2 separate regions of the Mus musculus genome follow, and region 1 is linked to region 2. The links are chromatin loops, found by intact Hi-C in ENCODE. Cell type or tissue: heart. All regions are shown on one strand. Each heading gives the region's core, and the rest is flanking DNA. Links, peaks and the distances in the headings are about the cores only.

Region 1 (2,800 bases), core at 41-2,540, 53 kb after region 2:
CTTTGGCCAGGGCCTGAGTAGTCTTATGGCCCCGGGGCAGGGATGCGTAGGAAGATGGAGGCACTCTGAGGGAGGACACAGGCTGTTGCAGAGGCATGGCTGAAGGATCTAGCTGCCACCTCCTCAAGCTCTCAGATCTCTTTCCCAACTGCAGGTCTGAGTCAGGAGATGAGCAATTTCCAACCATTTGCCGTGAAGATCCTGAGATACACGGCTACTTCCGAGACCCCCGCTGCTTGGGGGAACAGGAGTATTTCAGTAGCGAGGAGTGCTGTGAGGACGACAGCTCTCCCACCTGGAGCAGGTGAGGGGCTCAGCCTGGGCAGAGCTCAGAAGACCAGCCGTCCTCTACTCTGCTCCTGTTGAGGGCTCAGAGAGCCACACACACTCAGGATTCCTCTGACACATCAGGGCAGGAGTTCAAGTTTGCCTTATTTCACCCTGGGCCCCGGGGGCCCTCAGAAAGGCTCTGGCCCTGGGAACTGGACTTCCACGGTTTCAGACCCTGCCATCTCAGATGTTAGATTGTTTTAGGGGGTGGGTATTTCGAGGCAGGGCCTCTCTACATAGCACTGGATATCCTGGAACTCTGTAGACCATGCTGGCCTAGAACTCACAGAGATCTGTGTGCCTTCATCTCAAGTGCTGGGGTTAAAGGTGTGCTCCACTACACCTGGCCTGAGAGATGAGTTCTTATTAACTGACATAGGAACACCAGCCTCAGCTATGTTTGCATAGCATGCTGGCTGGAGTCTCAGTGACTCCTGCTTCCTATGCCAATGAAAGGGCCTCCTGAAGGTATGGGGACAAGAGGTAGGAACAGCTTCCCTCAAGCAGAGGTGCCTCCCCCAACTTCTGTCCTGCAGAAAGAATGCTGCTGGCTAAAATAGGCATTGTACAGGGCTGGAGATATGGTTCAAGGATGAAGAGTGTTTGCCGTACTTCCAGAGGACCTGGGTTCTGTTTGTAGCCCCCCACATGGCCCGTGGTGCTAACAACTATCACTTAACTCCAGTTCCAGGGAGATCTGATGCCCTCTTCTGGTCTCAATGGGCATTGCATGCACAGAGCACACATATATGCTCACAAAACACTCATATATATAATATATAAATAAATAAATCTTTTTTAAACATAAGACACATTGCAGCCAGTACTGGAGGACAAAATTACCTACCCCAATCCTTCCTGACCCGTGACTCACTTTTTTCATCAGGCTGGGGCCACCAGGTTGAAATGGTGCTATGGCTCCTTGCCTGGCTCCTGAGACACAGCCTCACCTTTACCTGTGCTCTGACAGGCCCTTTTCCACCACCTCCCACCAGCGCCCAACTTCCACATTCACTGATTTGGAGCCACATGGACCTATGTACACCCCACCTCTGGGGCTTGTCATCCCAGGTCTCCCTCTCAGGTGTCCTAGCCACCCCTGCTGGTCTCAGTCTACTTTAACAGCAGCAGCAGGCCAGCCTTCGCATCTCTCCTGTTTGGAACTGAATCATGCCCTTCAAACAAGAACCCAACCGTGGAACTCACCACTCTCTCCCACTTTTTACATTGTACTGAGCCTGCACACTGATGGCATGCTCTAAGCTCCGTGTCCTGCCGGGTACTTGGAGAGGGCAGCTCCTTGGGACAGAGGCCTCCAGGAGACGAGTAAAGGGTAGCCAGTTGACAAGCTTTGTGTGATCACCATTCGCTTCGGGCCTGAGGGTGTCCCAGGCATGAAAATGACTGCCATGTGTCTTATTCCAAGCCTCCAGCTCCAATCTCCGGAGATGGTCCTTGTTTTCTACCCGGAAGTTTCCACCACTCATAAGACAGGGCTTGTAGGAGTTAGGTCAAGTGTTCTTGCCCAGACCCTCACAAGTGCCTTCTCATGTTTTCTCTCACTAACTGCCAGGCAAAACTACAACTACTACAACAGGTACCCAGGCAGCTCCATGGACTTTGAGAGGCCCCGAGGCTACCACCACCCCCAAGGCTTCTTAGAAGATGATGACTCTCCCACTGGCTATGATTCACGGAGATCTCCGAGGAGACGTCTTCTACCTCCTACCCCACCATGTGAGGCCAGCTTTCTTGTTTAGGGTGGAGCCTCCCAGAGGGCACCATGCCTGTCCCCATCCTAACCCTGGATTAATAATTGATGTGTGTTACCAGGGAAGTGCTGGTAACTCCTAAGACCAGCCAGTACCTGGATAGACAGTGCTTTCCTGGCCCAAAGCAAAATGGGGGCTCTCCTTTCTCCTGTACCTGTAGGGTCATCCCCAAGGCTCTGCCAACCCCTAGAAGGGCATTTGAACTTTGCCAAGTATGGGTGTTTGATGATGGTAAAGAATATCCATTTTTTGTGTTTCGGAGGAAAGAAGCTAAATTGAGGATTCTGTTTAATAACCAAGAACAGTCGAAACACAGGAGCTCCCGAGCCTGACTGAGCACACAGGAAAGAACATGGGTGGCCATACCCCACCCCAGCTGCCACGGCCTGCTGGGAGTCTAGTCAAATCCATTTGAGTGCTTAATATTTAATTAGCCCCAAACACATGCTGCTAAATGAAGCCTTTCCTTAATCCATAGATACCAAACGAAACAGGTGTAAGTGAGGCCCAGCAGGGGTCTTTGCCCTTTGGTTCCTGCCACCCCTCTTCCAGGTCTGTGTCTTCACTTATCCCACACCTACATGGCCAAGGGGACACTTGAGTGCCCTGGTCCCAGGGCAGTCCAGTTTGCAGACCTGGGCGAGGGGGAACATGGCTAAACTGGCCTGTATGCTTAGCCATTGGGAGTAGGTAAGGGC
Region 2 (2,800 bases), core at 176-2,675:
AGGATGGCGCTTGGTCTTCTGTCATTTGTTTATATTTTCAAGTCTAGGCAAAACTCAAGTAAAGTAAAAATCACGTCTATTCAGTGTGGTCAGTCATTGTTTAGTCAGGGCCTCTCTCAAGGTTTGAAACATTTTTATCATCCCAAAAGAATGTAGGTGGCTCTAACTCCTTAGTATGGAGCCTGTCTGCTGGGGGAAGGAGCCCTGAAATAAGTGACTGAGGGCCACCCAGTATCTGAGGAACGTGAACGGTACTCTCCCAAGTCAAACTTGCAGCTCCACTCCCAGGGCTCAGGAGTGGGCTGCCCTCTTCTGGAAGACTTGGCAGTCTTTGCTCCCTGGTCCTATTTTGATTCTTACCCATATTATGGCACATTTCTCTTCACAACCGTCAACAAAGGAGAAGCAGCAAGAAATGTTTGCATATCATAATTCAAGATGCTCGGCAAACGTGGAATTTTCCCAGTCCATGCATACGTTACCCAGAGCTTATGGCCACAGAAACTCATGTCCTTGACCTTTAGAGTTACATCCTGCAGGGGTCTAGCTGCCTGCCCCGTGTGCTTTGGTTTGGGCTTCCTTGAATAAATGACGTGGCTGTGGGGTGTCAGGTACAGTTTGTCTTTGACTACATACATCTTCAAAGATGCTATCAGCCCCGGGCAGGGGGATGCAGAGCACCACACAAGTTGATTAGTGCAGCCACAGTGTGGCTATGCAGGTCCTTCCCTCTAGCTGCCTGTTGTTAGGAAATGACAGTAACGGGCTTTATCTCTGGGCTCCATCCACAAGTACAGTTCTGTAAGAAATGGTGTGTGACAGCAGTTACAGAATTGTTTTGGAAGGAAAATTGGTAATATCAATGGTATGTAAAGGAAGAGATTTGTTGAAACTAGATTGTGGACAAGCAGATACCCCAGCTTGCTTCTCAAGAGTTTATGGAATTCTCCATGGCCAAAGTATTGATTTTTCCACATGTGTTCCCAGCCTGTCTTATGTGAGAAACAAGTTACCATTTGGTCAGAGCTAATTGCCAACGGGTCCACACTGTTTGTCTAGCTGTTCCTGCCCCAGAGAGCCTACTTTACACTAGACAATACTAGGGATTTATTTGAGCTATAGAGCAGATTAAATGTGGGAAAAGCAGGGGAGAAACTCCACCTGGCCTGTGCTCAGGTACATGGCCTGGCTGAGACTACATGTAATGTTCTAGCGTGGGACTAATACTGTCATGCGTGAAGCCAGGATGACTCTAATGCCTTTCCTCTACAGGGGGCTTTTCATTCTTTATAAGGACGGCGATGTTGACAGTCCTGTGGTCCGTGAGAGGATCTGGCAAAATAGTGATTTCAATTTTGACAATGTCCTTTCGGCTATGATGGCGCTGTTCACAGTCTCAACTTTTGAGGGCTGGCCCGCGTGAGTATAGAGAATGTTCTATTTCCCACAAGGTCCGTATCTGCTCCTTAGCAACTCCATGCTGTCTTCCTTCCTTGAGCAGGTGCGACTTTTGCTCTTCACAGCTAGTGAGCTAGCCTGTGACTAACGCTGGGCAAATTGTCATCATTTCTTGCCCATCATGGCTCCTCCATCTGAACAGGCAGGTGTTAAACATCTGCGTCTTTCTTCTGGGAAGTACCTGGGCAGCATCTCTGGGTGTGGTTAAAGAGGTCCTAAGAGACATTTGTTGTATAAACTTCTGTTGGTAGCTGCCCTTCTGATGCTCTTAAAGAGGATTTGACAGCATCCAAACTGCCATTCACTCTTCCACTCATCTTGATACAGAATGAGTATTCATGTGTGTGCCAGCCATGGGCAGTTGCCACTTTTCTTTCATGGAGGTGCTTATACATTCATTCATAAATTACGCCTTTGTTGTAAACCCCATGCAATATGCTGTGCTAGACAATGTGGAAGATCTCGAATGTTTGAGGCACTGTGCTTGCTCTGAGCCCTGAGCCCAGAGCTAGTAGAAATGTTTCATAGACATACTTAGTACAGAAGAGAATCTGGATGCGTGGCTGGGATCTGGCTGAGTGTGGATCCCAGAACATAAAAAAGAAAGAAAAGAAAGGGCAAGAAGGAACCTCGGATATCCTTCTACCTTTCTTCACATGCCCCATGCCCAGAGGAGCTTGAGGAGGGGAGTGCCCAGGCTGGTTCTTGCTGGCTGCCAGGGTTCAGTTAGCCACTGAGGCAGCTGACAGGATGTGAACCAGCCTGGGGCTCAGAGCTACAGGGCCAGAGCCTAGCCCTGGACTCTGCTGCTGAGCATTGGTGACCTTGTGACCTTGGCACTCAGATGCCTTTCTGACCCTCGATAAAAAGGGAGTGGTGGTGATATCTGCCCTGCTAGAGAGAAGTAAAGATGAAAGGAGAGATGTGAATGCCTTTTTACCATGGGCTGGGGTCCTGGGCTGCATTCGAGTGGGCTAGTCTAAGTTGGGGTGTTTTATGGTGGTGTCCTTCTCCAGAGTTCTGCCGTATGTTGGAACTTTCTGTTTGGGTGCAGGGTATCTGTCAGTTCACACACAATTTTCAGTTCCTTCAGTATGTCAATGTGATTCACTTTATCTCTTATCTCTTCGTGGGAGGTTGCATTGCTGACTGTTTGTGAAATTCTTTTGATTTCTCAGTTCTCCAGATATTCTTTGAATGATTCTATCTGGGTAACCTCTCATCAACATACCAGCTGTCTGCGCCTGAGGCCTAAGGCCTCAGTGACCCAGCTGTGTTCAGAGGCCTTCATGTCCCTCCCCCAATACACACAGTGACTGTGCAGATGAATTCTGGGAGCATC

What was found. A loop is a pair of places that touch in the nucleus more often than their neighbours do. Peaks named below come from ENCODE experiments on the same cell type or tissue, not always from the same donor. Only the 100,000 strongest peaks of a DNase experiment are listed, where the experiment ranks them.
Region 1: it touches region 2 in a loop (5-fold over the local background); 3 of 42 quality-filtered maps call a loop at or near these places.

The regions. Positions count from the first base shown.
Region 1 is chr14:30,046,475-30,049,274 of GRCm38, reverse strand. It overlaps Cacna1d (calcium channel, voltage-dependent, L type, alpha 1D subunit), which reads left to right. Exons shown (of 47, transcript NM_001083616.2): 43 at 155-304; 44 at 1,904-2,067. Among named protein-coding and RNA genes, the nearest start is that of Gm52108, 12 kb to the right of the region's middle. In heart, for the core only: a CTCF peak has its summit at 1,050 (motif pointing left); no DNase peak of the experiment used is centred there.
Region 2 is chr14:30,099,316-30,102,115 of GRCm38, reverse strand. It overlaps Cacna1d (calcium channel, voltage-dependent, L type, alpha 1D subunit), which reads left to right. Exons shown (of 47, transcript NM_001083616.2): 26 at 1,273-1,419. Among named protein-coding and RNA genes, the nearest start is that of Gm52106, 28 kb to the right of the region's middle. In heart, for the core only: no CTCF peak of the experiment used is centred there; no DNase peak of the experiment used is centred there; H3K27ac peaks cover 294 bases.